Linked DNA regions of Homo sapiens: regions 1 and 2 are each linked to region 3. The links are chromatin contacts, found by Hi-C in ENCODE. All regions are on one chromosome and are shown on one strand. The core of a region is the stretch at or near the end of the contact, and the rest is flanking DNA. Distances in the headings are between cores, read along the strand shown.

Evidence for each region. Hi-C counts contacts between places; a loop is a spot of excess contacts on that map. Pooled maps may share reads with other maps.
Region 1: a pooled map shows a loop between it and region 3 (4-fold over the local background). The contact joins the promoter of SLC15A4 here to the enhancer-like site in region 3. A Hi-C loop is called at or near these places in 2 of 37 single-sample maps with no recorded cell type and 2 of 50 pooled maps.
Region 2: a loop to region 3 is called in a map with no recorded cell type, with 4 times the contacts of the local background. The contact joins two enhancer-like sites. A Hi-C loop is called at or near these places in 2 of 37 single-sample maps with no recorded cell type and 2 of 50 pooled maps.

What each region holds. Positions count from the first base shown.
Region 1 is chr12:128,822,206-128,826,614 of GRCh38, reverse strand. SLC15A4 (solute carrier family 15 member 4) reads left to right here and starts at 2,657. Exons shown (of 8, transcript NM_145648.4): 1 at 2,657-3,217. The coding sequence starts at 2,672. It overlaps LOC124903083 (a long non-coding RNA gene), which reads right to left and starts at 2,671. Exons shown (of 2, transcript XR_007063602.1): 1 at 725-2,671. RefSeq lists enhancers at 2,747-2,906, 4,387-4,409.
Region 2 is chr12:125,142,212-125,146,448 of GRCh38, reverse strand. It overlaps AACS (acetoacetyl-CoA synthetase), which reads right to left. Exons shown (of 18, transcript NM_023928.5): 18 at 3,133-4,237. The coding sequence ends at 4,220. Among named protein-coding and RNA genes, the nearest start is that of TMEM132B, 42 kb to the left of the region's middle. RefSeq lists an enhancer at 2,768-3,342. Within about 2 kb of position 2,813, at least 3 of the 41 ENCODE cell types and tissues checked have a DNase peak (open chromatin) inside an H3K27ac peak, as active enhancers do.
Region 3 is chr12:127,040,722-127,045,054 of GRCh38, reverse strand. All of the region lies in intron 1 of LINC02405 (long intergenic non-protein coding RNA 2405), which reads left to right. Among named protein-coding and RNA genes, the nearest start is that of LINC02405, 18 kb to the left of the region's middle. RefSeq lists a silencer at 2,704-2,904 and an enhancer at 2,888-3,017. Within about 2 kb of position 2,839, at least 2 of the 41 ENCODE cell types and tissues checked have a DNase peak (open chromatin) inside an H3K27ac peak, as active enhancers do.

The DNA of each region.
Region 1 (4,409 bases), core at 1,408-3,907, 1.8 Mb before region 3:
CCATCTCAAAAAGAAAAAAAAAAAATGGCACATATGTGTGTGTGTGTGTCTATATGTACATGTTCAAGGACATATATTAGTATCCAATAATAAGTTAAAATACTAATATATGCCCTTGAACATGTATAGACACATATATATACACATGTATACATGCACACATATACACACACTTATATACACACATATATACATATATACACACAGATATACATATGTGTATACACACACATATATGAGAACATAAGGTGACTTGCATCATTTACATTCAACAAATGGTCAGTCATTCACTCATCCAGTTCAATCTAATACCTATTTATCATTGGCAAGTGCTGTGCCAGCCTCTAGAACTACAATCGTGGTTAAAACAAAGATCCCGGCCATCCCAGCTTTGAAGACAGGCATTCAATAGTTGCACAAAATAAGTATAAATTATAACCGGTGCTGTGGGAAAAAAGTATAGGGAGTTCCAAGGCCATAAAAACGGGGAGCTAACCTAGTGTGGCAGGGTTAGGAAAGTGATATTTGAGCTGACAGCTGGAAATGACAAGCATCAACAGACAGGTGGCAAAGGTCCAATTCGGGCATTCAATTATTCTCTCCTTAGACATTGATTAAATATATATTGCCTGCTGTGTGGCAGCACTGTGCTGACCATCAGTCTATCTGTCGGACATTTAAAAAAGTTTTTTAAAAAGAGAATGCATGCAACTTCAAGACTTACTGGCAGGATTACTTCTCCAGATGACCTACTGGCAAGCCAACTTCCCAGCTACTGGCTCCACCCTCATCTTAGCTGGAGGGAATGATGAAGGAAGAGGAGGTGGTCTTACACTAATTGAATCATTGCAGCAGCTGTGGATCACGATTCCTTTCTTTCTTGCCTTTTTTTTTTTTTTTTTTTGAGACAGGGTCTCACTATGTCACCCAGGCTGGAGTGCAGTGATGCCCTCACTGCTGAATGCAGCCTCTACCTCCCGGGCTCAAGCAATCCTCTTGCCTCAGCCTCCCAAAGTGCTGAGATTATAGGCGTGAGCCATCATCCCAGGCCGGGGTCTCAATTTCTTTTTTTTTTGTCTTTTTTTTTTTTTTTGAGACGAAGTCTCACTCTGTCACCAGGCCGGAATGCAGTGGCACAATCTCGGCTCACTGCAACCTCTGCCTCCCTGGTTCAAGCGATTCTCCTGCCTCAGCCTCCTGAGTAGCTGGGACTACAGGCGCCTGCCACCACGCCCAGCTAATTTTTGTATTTTTAGTAGAGACGGGGTTTCACCATGTTGGCCAGGATGGTATCGATCTCTTGACCTCGTGATCCGTCCGCCTCGGCCTCCCAAAGTGCTGGGATTGTAGACGTGAGCCACCATCCCAGGCCGGGGTCTCAATTTCTGAAGCCATGCTGAGGGCCATTTTTGGGCGGCACTCTTTCACTCCACTATGTGCCAGGCGCTGTCCCAGAGGCAGGGGGCACAGTGAGGAACAAAACACAAGAGAATCCTGCCATCAGGAAGCTTACACCTGTTAACACATGCAGGTTGGGGAGATAAACGAATAAATTAAAAAATGTAACAGGTAATAAGGAGAAAAGAGTAACATGATGGAATGGGATACTCGGGCCTTGGACAGGCTAGTGAAAAAAATGTTTCTCTGAAGTCAACACTTCGGTGGAAGGTTGAAGGATGAGAAGCCAGCCATGCAACCATAGATGGTGTAGGGGCAGTCTCTGGGAAAGCCTGAAACAGGCTGGAGCTTGCCTTGTTCTAAGCCAGTGAGTCTCAATGGGGGCGTATTTGCCCCCAGGAGTCCTTCGGCAAAGTCTAGAAGACATTTTCGGTTGTTAACCTGAGGTGCTAGGGGGTGGAACTGGCCCCTAGTGGATAGCAGAGGCCAAAGCTGCTGCTGAACATCGTGCAACGCACAGGACAGTCCCGTCGCTCAAAGTGCCAACGATGCACGGGTTGAGAAACCGGGTCCTCTCCAGGACTGAAGCCCAGGGCAGGGAGCACGGGGGCAGCCTGAGCAAACCCGCCTGGAGAGCAGCCGCCGTCTCAGTGTGAGTTTTGGCTGCCTACTGGGCCCCACCGAAGCCCGAAGAGGGCCAGGCTCCGGCTTCTTTGTTTAAACTCCCTTAGTCCGACTGCCTGCAGTGGCTCATGCACGTAATTCCAACACTATGGGAGGCTGAGACGTGAGGAACGCTTGATGCCAGGAGTTCGAGACCAACCTGAGCAACAAAGCGAGACCCCATTTCAAAAAACTGTTTAAAAATTAGCCACAGGCAGCGGCGAGCGCCTGCGGTCCCAGCTACCCGGGAGGCTGAGGTGGGAGGGCCGCTTGATCCTGGGAAGCTGAGGCTGCAGTGAGGCGTAACCGCATGACTGCGCTCCAGCCTGGGCGAGAGAGGGAAACCCTGTCTCAAAAAGGCAAACAAAGGCTCTCGGCCGCCAAGCTGCGGAATCCCAAGCTCCCCAAGACACGCAGTGATCCAGAATACCGGCCACCTCCTCGCCTAGTGCCCGGGGCGGGGCCGGAAGTTCCGGCGAGTGGGGCGTTGAGCAGCGGCGAGCCCGCCCAATAGGGACATCTCAGGCCCGGCAGTCTCGCGAGAAGGGCGGCGGCCCTGGGTTCTGGGACAGGTGACCCGGCGGCGGGGCGAGGCAGCTGGCGGCGTCGCATGGAGGGCTCTGGGGGCGGTGCGGGCGAGCGGGCGCCGCTGCTGGGCGCGCGGCGGGCGGCGGCGGCCGCGGCGGCGGCTGGGGCGTTCGCGGGCCGGCGCGCGGCGTGCGGGGCCGTGCTGCTGACGGAGCTGCTGGAGCGCGCCGCTTTCTACGGCATCACGTCCAACCTGGTGCTATTCCTGAACGGGGCGCCGTTCTGCTGGGAGGGCGCGCAGGCCAGCGAGGCGCTGCTGCTCTTCATGGGCCTCACCTACCTGGGCTCGCCGTTCGGAGGCTGGCTGGCCGACGCGCGGCTGGGCCGGGCGCGCGCCATCCTGCTGAGCCTGGCGCTCTACCTGCTGGGCATGCTGGCCTTCCCGCTGCTGGCCGCGCCCGCCACGCGAGCCGCGCTCTGCGGTTCCGCGCGCCTGCTCAACTGCACGGCGCCTGGTCCCGACGCCGCCGCCCGCTGCTGCTCACCGGCCACCTTCGCGGGGCTGGTGCTGGTGGGCCTGGGCGTGGCCACCGTCAAGGCCAACATCACGCCCTTCGGCGCCGACCAGGTGAGCCGCGCCCCCGCGCGCTGTCCCTGTCCCTGTCCAGCCCCTGCCCAGCCCCAGCCTCTTCCCCTGCCCCAGTCCCTGCCTCTGACCGCGGAGGGAGCCCCTTGCCCCGGGGGGCTTCTGTCTAGTGCCGAGGAATCCCGCCAGCAGGTGGGCCAAGACTGGAGGTACCGGTGTGATGGGTGCTGGAAGGGGTTTGCCTGGGGCGGGGTGAGGTCTACACACACAGTGATGGCCACAGTGGCTTTAAAGAAAAGAGAGGCCGGGCGCGGTGGCTCACGCCTGTAATTCCAGCACTTTGGGAGGCCGAGGCGGGAGGATCTCTTGAGCCCAGGACTTTGAGACCAGGTTGGGCAACACAGTGAGACCTCATCTCTACCAAAATTTAAAAATTTGCCCTCCGTGGAGGCGCACACCTGTAGTCCTAGCAGAGAAAGGAGGATTCCTTGAGCCTACGAGTTTCGGAGGCTGCAGTGAGCTAGGGTCACACCAGTGCACTCTAGCTTGGGTAACAGAGTGAGACCCCACCTCAAAAAAATAAATAAATAAAATTTAAAAAATACGCTGAGCGCAGTGGCTCACGCCTGTAATCCCAACACTTTGGGAGGCCGAGGTGGGTGGATCACCTAAGGTCAGGAGTTCGAGACCAGCCTGACCAGCCTGGCTAAAAATACAAAAATTAGCCGAGCGTGGTGGCGGGCACCTGTTCTCTCAGCTAGTCGGGAGGCTGAGGCAGGAGAATCGCTTGCACCCGGGAGGCAGAGGTGCGATGAGCCGAGATCGCGCCACTCCACTCCTCCAGCCTGAGCGACAGAGCGAGACTCTGTCTCCAAATAAAAATAAATAAATAAATAAAAAATAAATGAACGGGACCCTTCTATGTTCAGGCCCTGTAAGTTCAGACCAGAAGGCTAGGAAAGAGCAGTTGTTTGAGGAGCTTTCCAGACATGGGGATTCGCAGGTGCAGGGCCCTGGGCCAGGAAGCTGAGGGAAGGGGAAGCCCCCGTTGTTGCCTTAGCTTCCTTTACAAAGAAGTGGGAAAACACTCATATTGCGTCTTCGTGGCTTTAAAGGAGTTACGGGCTAGGTTGGGTCGGAAAGCTCAGATGAAAATGAGTTTGAATCAAGTTAGCATCAAGCTGCTCCCCTGCAACTGTAACTGCCAAGAAGTGAGGGAGGAACCACTGCAGCT
Region 2 (4,237 bases), core at 1,564-4,063, 1.9 Mb after region 3:
GGGGCTGCGACTGTCCCCCATCACCATTCCCCACCCTTCCTTGTCACAGAGCCATCTGCACCCACCACTAGAGTTCTGGGAGGGCACCTGTCACCCTGCTGGGCAGCACATCTCCCCGCCTCCTACACAGCTGAGTGCAGTCAGGTGACAAGGTTGTGGCCAAGGGGGTGAGGGTGAATGTTAGGTCACCTCCTCCATGACTGTGGTGAGCCAACATCTTCCAAGTGGACAAGACCTGCACACCAGGGGAGGCAGCAACCATTTGGAAGCCCAGGTCCTTGGGTGACCTTGCAAAACAAAGCTACCTACCCGCCCTGGCCTACCCATTCACCTCAGAGCGGTGACAGGAGAGAAGACACATTCCGGATTGAGCCAGATTTGGGGGCACCTGTTAGAGCAGCCCAGCTTGAACCCAGTGACAGATTATCCCCCATAAAGCTGCATGTGACATTCCCTCTGAAGGCTTGAGCCCATCACAGGATAGGTTGTGGCTGGGTCCTCAAAGGGAGTGTTGTTCCCCATGAGCCCTTCTCCTGGGCATTTGCAGACTCGAGGGAAGGGGCTCTTCTGTTCACCTACAGCCATGGTGACAGGGGTGGTACGACATCAGGAGGATGCCTTTTCTAAGGCGTGTGGGTTTCAGGCCTTCTGTTTGGGAAACAGATGAGTGAGCCAACCTGGGCCCTATCCTAGAGGGCTCAGATGCCCCTGTGGGGACAGGTCAGTGGCTGACTGCAGCTGGAGTTGATCGTTCAGCTCCAGTTGAGGAGAATCCTCCCGGGCGAGAAGGTGGGGCTGGGCAGCCCAAGCATGAGAAGGAGGCCTCCAGCCTGGAGAAGGTTCCTGGAGGTGGGCAGGAAGGGCCTGGAGGAGGACCAGCTGCTCAGAGGCCTGCTGGCCGTGGGAGATAGCAGAATCCTGGCAGCCCTAGCCAGGCTGTGTGGCAGATCCTGATGCCTTCAGAAGCTCCTGATGGGCCAGGCCTGGTGGGGAGCTGGAAGAAGACGAGAAGGCACGGTGCAGCCCACGGCCATCTCAGAGATGAAAAGGCAGCTGGCCGGCAGGTGGTGGGTTCTTTAGAGTGATGCTCGGGCCAAGGAACGTCAAAAGCAGGCTCAGCACCACGTGCACTCAACTGGCTGTTGTTCCAGACCATCTGTCCCTCATTAATGAAGTTGTCCGGCAGGGCTTATTAATAAGGATGCGTGGGCTTATTCAGCCTGGGCCGTCTTGCTGGAACTAAAGGGCACGCTGATTAAGCTGTAATGACTCCTCAGGCACTGTCAACATGAAGGGAATCTCCAGGCACCCAGTGAGAGGAGAGGACCTTGCAGGCCCCAGGCCCGACCTGAACCCTAAGGCCCACGGGCCACTCACAGGGGAGGACAATCCCAGCCCAAGTGTCATCAACCAGGGCTCCCTGCTGCTCCCAACAACCACCATCCACTTCTCCCTCGGCCAGCAGGACCCAGACTGTGTTTGCAAAGTGAGGTCAGCAGAGTAGCAGCCCCCCAAAGATATCCACATCCTAATCCTTGGAACCTGTGAATGCGTTAGGTTACATGGTGCTGTGGGTTGGATGTGGCTTGTCTATATGCCAAAACTCATGTTGACATTGACACCCAATGTAGCAGTGTTGGGAGGGGTCAGATCCCTCCTGAATACATTAATCCCCTCTGTAGGGGGTGAGTTCTCACCGTCACTTGTGCCTCGTGAGAACAGATTAGTTCCCAAGGGCGTGGTTGTTGAATGGTCTGGTTTCCTCTCTCACTGCGTGATCTCTGCATGCACCTGCTCCCCCTCCATGTTCTGCCCTGAGTGGAAGCAGCATGAGGCCCTCACCAGATGCAGCTGCCCAGTCTTGGACTTTTCAGCCACCAGAATCATGAACCAAATGAACCCCTTAATAAATTATTAACTTATAAATCACCCAGCTTCAGGTATTCTGTTACAGCAAAACAAAATGGACTACGACGTCGTGAGGAGGAGTGAGGGCTGCAGATGGAATTAAGGTTGTTAATCAGCACACATCAAAATAGGGAGATTATCCTTATTCAAGTGGGCCTGCTGCAATCACAGGGGGTTCTTACATGTGGACACGGTGGGTGGGAGTGTCAGCGTCAGAGAGCTACAGTGGAAGGAAGGTGTGACCGGCCATTGCTGAAGACAACAGGGCACCAGACAAGAAACACAGTGGCCTCTAGAAGCGGGAGAAGGCAAGGAAATGGATTCTCCCCTGCAGATTCCTGAAGGAACACAGCCCTGCTGTCACCCTGATTTCAGCCCAGTGAGACCCACAGCAGACTTCTGACCTCCAGGACTGTAATAAACTGGGGCTGTGTTAAGCCACTGCCTTTGTGGAAATGTTACAGCAGCTGTTGGAAACTCACAAAAAAGGGGAACAGGTCCTCTTTGAAATACTCAGACCCCCGGATGCCCTTGCAGCGAAGGCGGCTGCGTGTCCCCAGGCTGGCTGGTGAGGCCCAGCAGATGCTGCCGGCTTTCCAGAAAAGCCATCATTTTGCAGATAAAAAGGGACACACTCCAGAGATGCAGCTTTTTGCCTTTACCCAGCCCCCTTCTCACTCCCACCTTCTTCCTGCCTACAGCACGGATGAAAGACTAGAGGTGGGGCAGCCAGGCAGGGCCAAGATGATGACTGCCACATCCTGAGGACAGCAGAGTGCAGCAGACAGGAGCCAGGACTGCTGCACTGTGGAGTTGCTGCCCGGCCCCGGGAGAATGGACTGCCTCCAACTTCCTGTGACGTGAGAGCCATAAACGCTGCTGGGCCAAGCCTGGATCCCGTGGCATGTAGCCACACACAACCCAAGTGACATGCAGCTCTTGCGATGACAAGAAAGGAGCCAGAAACCTGGCTGGCGCTGGGTGTTGGGGGATCTCAGGGTGGAGGGGGCCCAGGGTGCTGGCTTCACACTGAGCAGCACTCCTCGTTGGTCACAAGGGAATGTGGGTAAGTACCAGGGCCCTGGGAAGTGCCCCCAACAATTCGAACCACACAACTCCAGGGCACAGCTGTTGGCGGGCGCACAAGCACCACCAGCCTCACACACGCAGATGCGGTCCCCCCTCCAGAGAAAACACACCAGCACACTGCACACACAGCATGGGTGCATGTGCACACATGTATACATTTATTGCATAAAATTCATCATAGCACTTTCCCCCATATTTTTATAATCCAAAAGGAAAATGATTCAAGAAAGGATTTCATTGTGCTCAGTTTCAAAAAATATAAAAATGGACATCAGATTAGAGATACAAGTTCATACGCTGAACTGAATTGTACATACCAACTGCCTGGCTATGGAAACCCGTGACTTGACTTAGGGGTGCTGATGACATGATCTCGACAAGAACCCCCTAGCAACTCTCAGGTGGAGGCAGCACAGGGATGCGGTTCCTGGTGAGGAGGGTCCTCACTCGGTGACCACACTGCCTGGGCTCACAGCTGGAGGGCTCACCCATGAGGGACACGGGTGGACACCCACTGCTTCACATGCCTAATTCACATTAGAAACATGTAAAGCCATTCAGTCTGTGCAATAAAGAGATCCTGTATGAAATCCACTCATTCCTTGGAGGGAAGCTGGCCCGGAGGCACGCTCTGGTTGACGGGTGACGCACAGTCCTCCAGGGCCTGCATTGCATCCATGACACAGACACACGTGAACACCCAGCCCGCCGGTCCTAGCAGCCAGCTGTGAAAGCTGTGTCAAGTCACGGGGGTTCCTTTCTAACAGCTAAAGCTCAAAGGCATACTGGACCCTGAGGGAAAACAGGAGAGCCTGAGATGGGAAGGGAAGAAAGGGATTTGCACCTTCACAGAGCAAAATGGGACAACGGGACGGGGAGGTTGAAGACAAGACCTTGGCTCAGGAGTGTGTCTGTCTTCAGCACCAGCCAGCCCCACCGTTCCCGCTGCACTGTGTGTGCAAAGACACACACTCTCACCACAGTGCCACACCTGCGGCCCAGACACTCCCTCCTGGTCTCTGAAGGCCAGAATCCCACTCGTGTGGAAGATCCAGGTACCCACCAGATTTAACAAAACAGAGAAACGATCCCTCCCCAAGCCTACAGAACACTTGGTGCGAGCATCCTTTTACAACAGCTGTAGGTTTCTGTATAATTTCTTGAGCACACAAAAGTTACAGTGCACACGGGTGCGGCTGAGTGACACGCCAGCCAGTCTGACTCAGAAGCCCTGCAGCTC
Region 3 (4,333 bases), core at 1,590-4,089:
ATGATAAGCATGTAGTCATTTTTATTCCATAGTTCTGGCTCCTCCAAAGGCAAAGGAGATGGCATTTCTCCAGCTTAAGTTTCACTATGTAGTTTTAGGAAGTTAACATTAGCTGATATTACTACTATCCTTATCAGAAAATTGCTCTTTTGGAATTTAAGAAAATCTCTATGAAGAGGTACAAAGATTAGCAGCAGATGATGAGAACTGACTCCAGTCTGGGTCAGAGACCAAGGAGGGTATCAATGTTCCTTTACTTTAATGCTATAATCTGATCCTAAGCAGTAAAGCAAACTCAAGCGATTTTCTGAGAACCATCATAGGACAATTTTAACTCCATGAAGTTAATCTGTCAGATTATATATTTTAGAACGTATCTGATATCATTCCAGATGTTTCCTTGGCTAAACATTCTTAAATTACTGTGACAACAATCTATACGTTACTTATTTGCTAATATTGTCCTATTAGTTTGGAACTTCAAAGCTCCTGACCAGCTGAAGAAAGGTGATCCTCAAAAACATGAACCATGAGAGAGTGGCAAGAAGTTAGAAATGTACTATTGGTAATGAGATTATCAAGCAGGCTTTGTTGTACCAAAGGTTTGTCTCACCTGAGGTTATGTCTTTCCAACTAGGTTCATGATAGGAGAACATATTGCTAATAACAATAGTTCATATAAATTGACCCATACACATATCAGGTTCTAATCATTGCATTTTAAATACATTATCGCTGCATCACTAGAACACTCCAAAAGGTAAATTCATCTATTATTCTCATTTTACAGACAAAGAAGTCGAGGCTTAGTAAAGCCAAGAAACTCTCCCAGGGTTATACCATTAAGAATTGGTTATAGACTAGATTCAAGTAAGTTTAATGTTAGAGACTGAGTTCTTAGCCATTGTGTATTATTGACTCTCCTACTTTTACTGGCAGAAACTAAAGTGTTGTTACTGTGTTGTTTTGTTTTAACCAAGCATTTGGTGTAATTATTTTCATATTCAGACAAGCTACAGACTCCTTCAGGGGATAGCAAACTAATGACCTTCAGGACCAATTCAGTCCAATGCATGTTTTGTAAGAAAGAATTTAAAGCTACATCTGATTGTTTATACATGTTTATGCTACACTTGACACATACGGCCTGTGGCTGCTGCTCGTGACAGAGACCACATGGTCTGCAAAGCTACTATCTGGCTGCCCCTGGTGATACAGCCAGGCTTGAGCTTGAGGTATGATGATTACAGGTATCAATGGAACCACACCAAGAAGCATGGATCTCCTGTGGAGCATGATCATATAGGTGATGGGTTCCTAGCCGCCGAGGGTGACAAGCCCAACTCCGCTAAGAACCCAATCCCAGAGCTGACCCCAGATAGGCTCTTTCTGCCTCTTTTCCCAATGCTCACCTGCTGGAGTTCCTTCACTGTGGCTCAGCCTAGAGTCATTCTCATGTCTGGTATGATCTCACTAATACCGTGGCTCCAAATCCCCTTTTTGGATGACTTCATTTCACAATACTCTCCTCTCCCTACCTCTCAGGATGGCCTTCATAGGATCTTTCTCCAACTGAGGCATTTTCTTGTTTTTCTTCAGCAAGGCTAAGCCCCGCAGTGAACATGTCTGATTGGTTTCTTGTCTTTTTCCCTGCAGAATGCAGTCATGAGGTCCTCAAGGGTCCACACCTGGCATGTCCCAGGTGCATCCCATGGGTTGACTTTTCCGCCTGGATCTGCACGTGCCCCAACCTAGGCCTTCATTTAAGACCAACTTGGCCATCCTCTGTCAAACAACAGAGCCTAGCTGGAGTCTCCTAGAATGAGTCATGTTGTGAACCTGGAATACCTGATGTTCCAACCTTTTACCTGAAGATCCAGGCTGAGTTGTGACCCCTCTCTAAGCAGAAGCTTCACCAGGTGCATCAGGCCTGTTAGAGGGGGTCCCCAGAGTGTTTTCCCAGGATGGCAGTGTGTTAGAGGGCTCAAGAGCTCTGGGGGCTATAGAGTCTAAAATGCAGGGCCCGAAGGATTGTGGTTGTAATTATGGGATCCTATTGCCCTATGGAGATATAATTGCATCTTGAAATTATGAAGTATCTCAAAAAAAGTATCAGTTTTCATTTCTGTAACTATAACTGTCTTTCAGGTGGAGCACTTGCTTTCAACCCTCCGTTTATACAATATTATCCATCTTCCATTCATCCTTGTGCACGTCTCACACATACTGCTACAATATTCAGCCTGTGTTGTGAGTGCTGGAGAGAGACGGGGAGAAGCAAATATAACAGATTGGAATGTTTGCCCGTTAGGGGCTACATCACCCAGCACAGGCCAGGTCAGAGCAGACAGTCAATAAATATTTTTAAAATTAATAAACGAGCATGATCACTGTGGCCAATTAAAGATCTAGTAGCATAAGGAAAGAGTGTGGTAGGGGTGTTGGAAGAGAGTAGGGTTGACTAAGCAAATAAACAGGGAAATCAAGTGTGAACAGAGTGTGAAACTGCAAGGAAATAGATATCTTGTTATTCAGAAAGTTGGAAGCTCATAGCCTGATATGTAGAAAGGGCTGCATGTGTGAGCCAGAGTGAGAAGAGTGTGTTGTGGTCCATGCTGCATGGAAGTGTCAAGTGAATGATATTGACAGGTCTCAACCTAATAACTAAGAAAATAAATAGAAACAAGAAAAGGAAACAGCCCAATTTCCCTGAGTTTCAGCTCAACATATAAAATACACAATCACACACATATATAAATACACCCATCTGCACACTTCCTCTTTTTGTGTGAGCAGCTGGAATTTACTGTAGGTGAAACAAATGTGAAGGAGGTTGCGAAACATACAGGATTCTCAGTTACTATTTGAGACTTCTCAATCTGAGTCAGTCTTATAAAATAGTAACTGATTATTTTTAGTTTAAAGGGTAGCCTCAGTTGGGCACTTCAGCCGGATTATCATTGACGCTGGCATACATTAGACTAGAGTACATGTTGAAGCATGTCTTAAAATCCACCTTGTGTCTGCTTAATTGCTGATATGGTTTGGATCTGTGTCCCCAGAAAATCTCATGTTGAATTGTCATCCCCAGTGTTGAGGTGGGGCCTGGTGGGAGGTGAATGGATCATGGGGGCAGAGTTCTTATGAATGGTTTAGCACCATCTACCTTGGTACTGTATAATGATAGAGTTCTCACAGTATCTGGTTGTTTAAAATTGTGTGGCACCTCCCCACTTTCTCTCTTCCTCCTGCCCCGGCCATGTAAGATGTGCCTGCTTCCCCTTCACCTTCCACCATGATTGGAAGCTTCTTGAGGCTTCCCCAGAACCCAGAAGCAGAAGCTAGTACACTTCCTGTAGGGCCCGTGGAAACAGGAGCCAATTAAACCTCTTTTTTTTTTTTTGAGAATAAGTCTTAAAAAGAAGCACTCAGGCTGGAGTGCAGTGGTACAATCTTGGCTCACTGCAACCTCCACCTCCCAGATTCAAGCGATTCTCCCGCCTCAGCCTCTCGAGTAGCTGGGATTACAGGCATGTGCCACCACACCCACCTAATTTTTGTATTTTTAGTAGAGATGGGTTTTCACCATGTTGGCCAGGCTAGCTTCGAACTCCTGACCTCAAGTGATCCGCCCACCTTGGCCTCCCAAAGTGTTGGGATGACAGGCGTGAGCCACCGTGCGTGGCCCCTCTTTTCTTTATAAATTACCAAGTTTCAGGTATTTCTTTACAGCAATGTGGGAACTGCCTGATACAGTCACTCACATTTGCCGAGTGCTTATTTTATGCCAGATATGATCCAGAGCACCGTGCGGTCATGAACGCACGAGGCTGTCACAGTGATCCTGTGGCATTGTACCCATTTCACGTAGAAGAAATGGAGGTTTAGTGAGAATAAGGGTATAAACATATAAGTAGATAGATATTAATAGATAGGTGGGTAGATACGATTTTTCTGAACAAACACGTTGAAAAATAGCATTAAAAATATTATCAGTCATGTTTTTTATTCCAAAGCTTCTAAGGGCCTTCAGCGTGCATTGCTACCTCTCAAGATCAATATATGCCACATAACCCACAATAAACTTAACCAGAGATGCCTTTCCTCCACTAGCATCTAGGAGCACTAGATTTTCTAGAAATACTTTGAGAATCACTGATGATGCAACAGATCTCAAAATGCCTTGAAATTTGAATTCAAAATAATGTTTAAATATAAAATGGACTTTTGTGCTTTATTTCCAACAAATAGAAAGGAAAACTTACTCATGAAATTTAGGCAGCCCATCACACAGAACTAGGTGTTTTGTAATTTTTTGACTCAAAATTGGTAA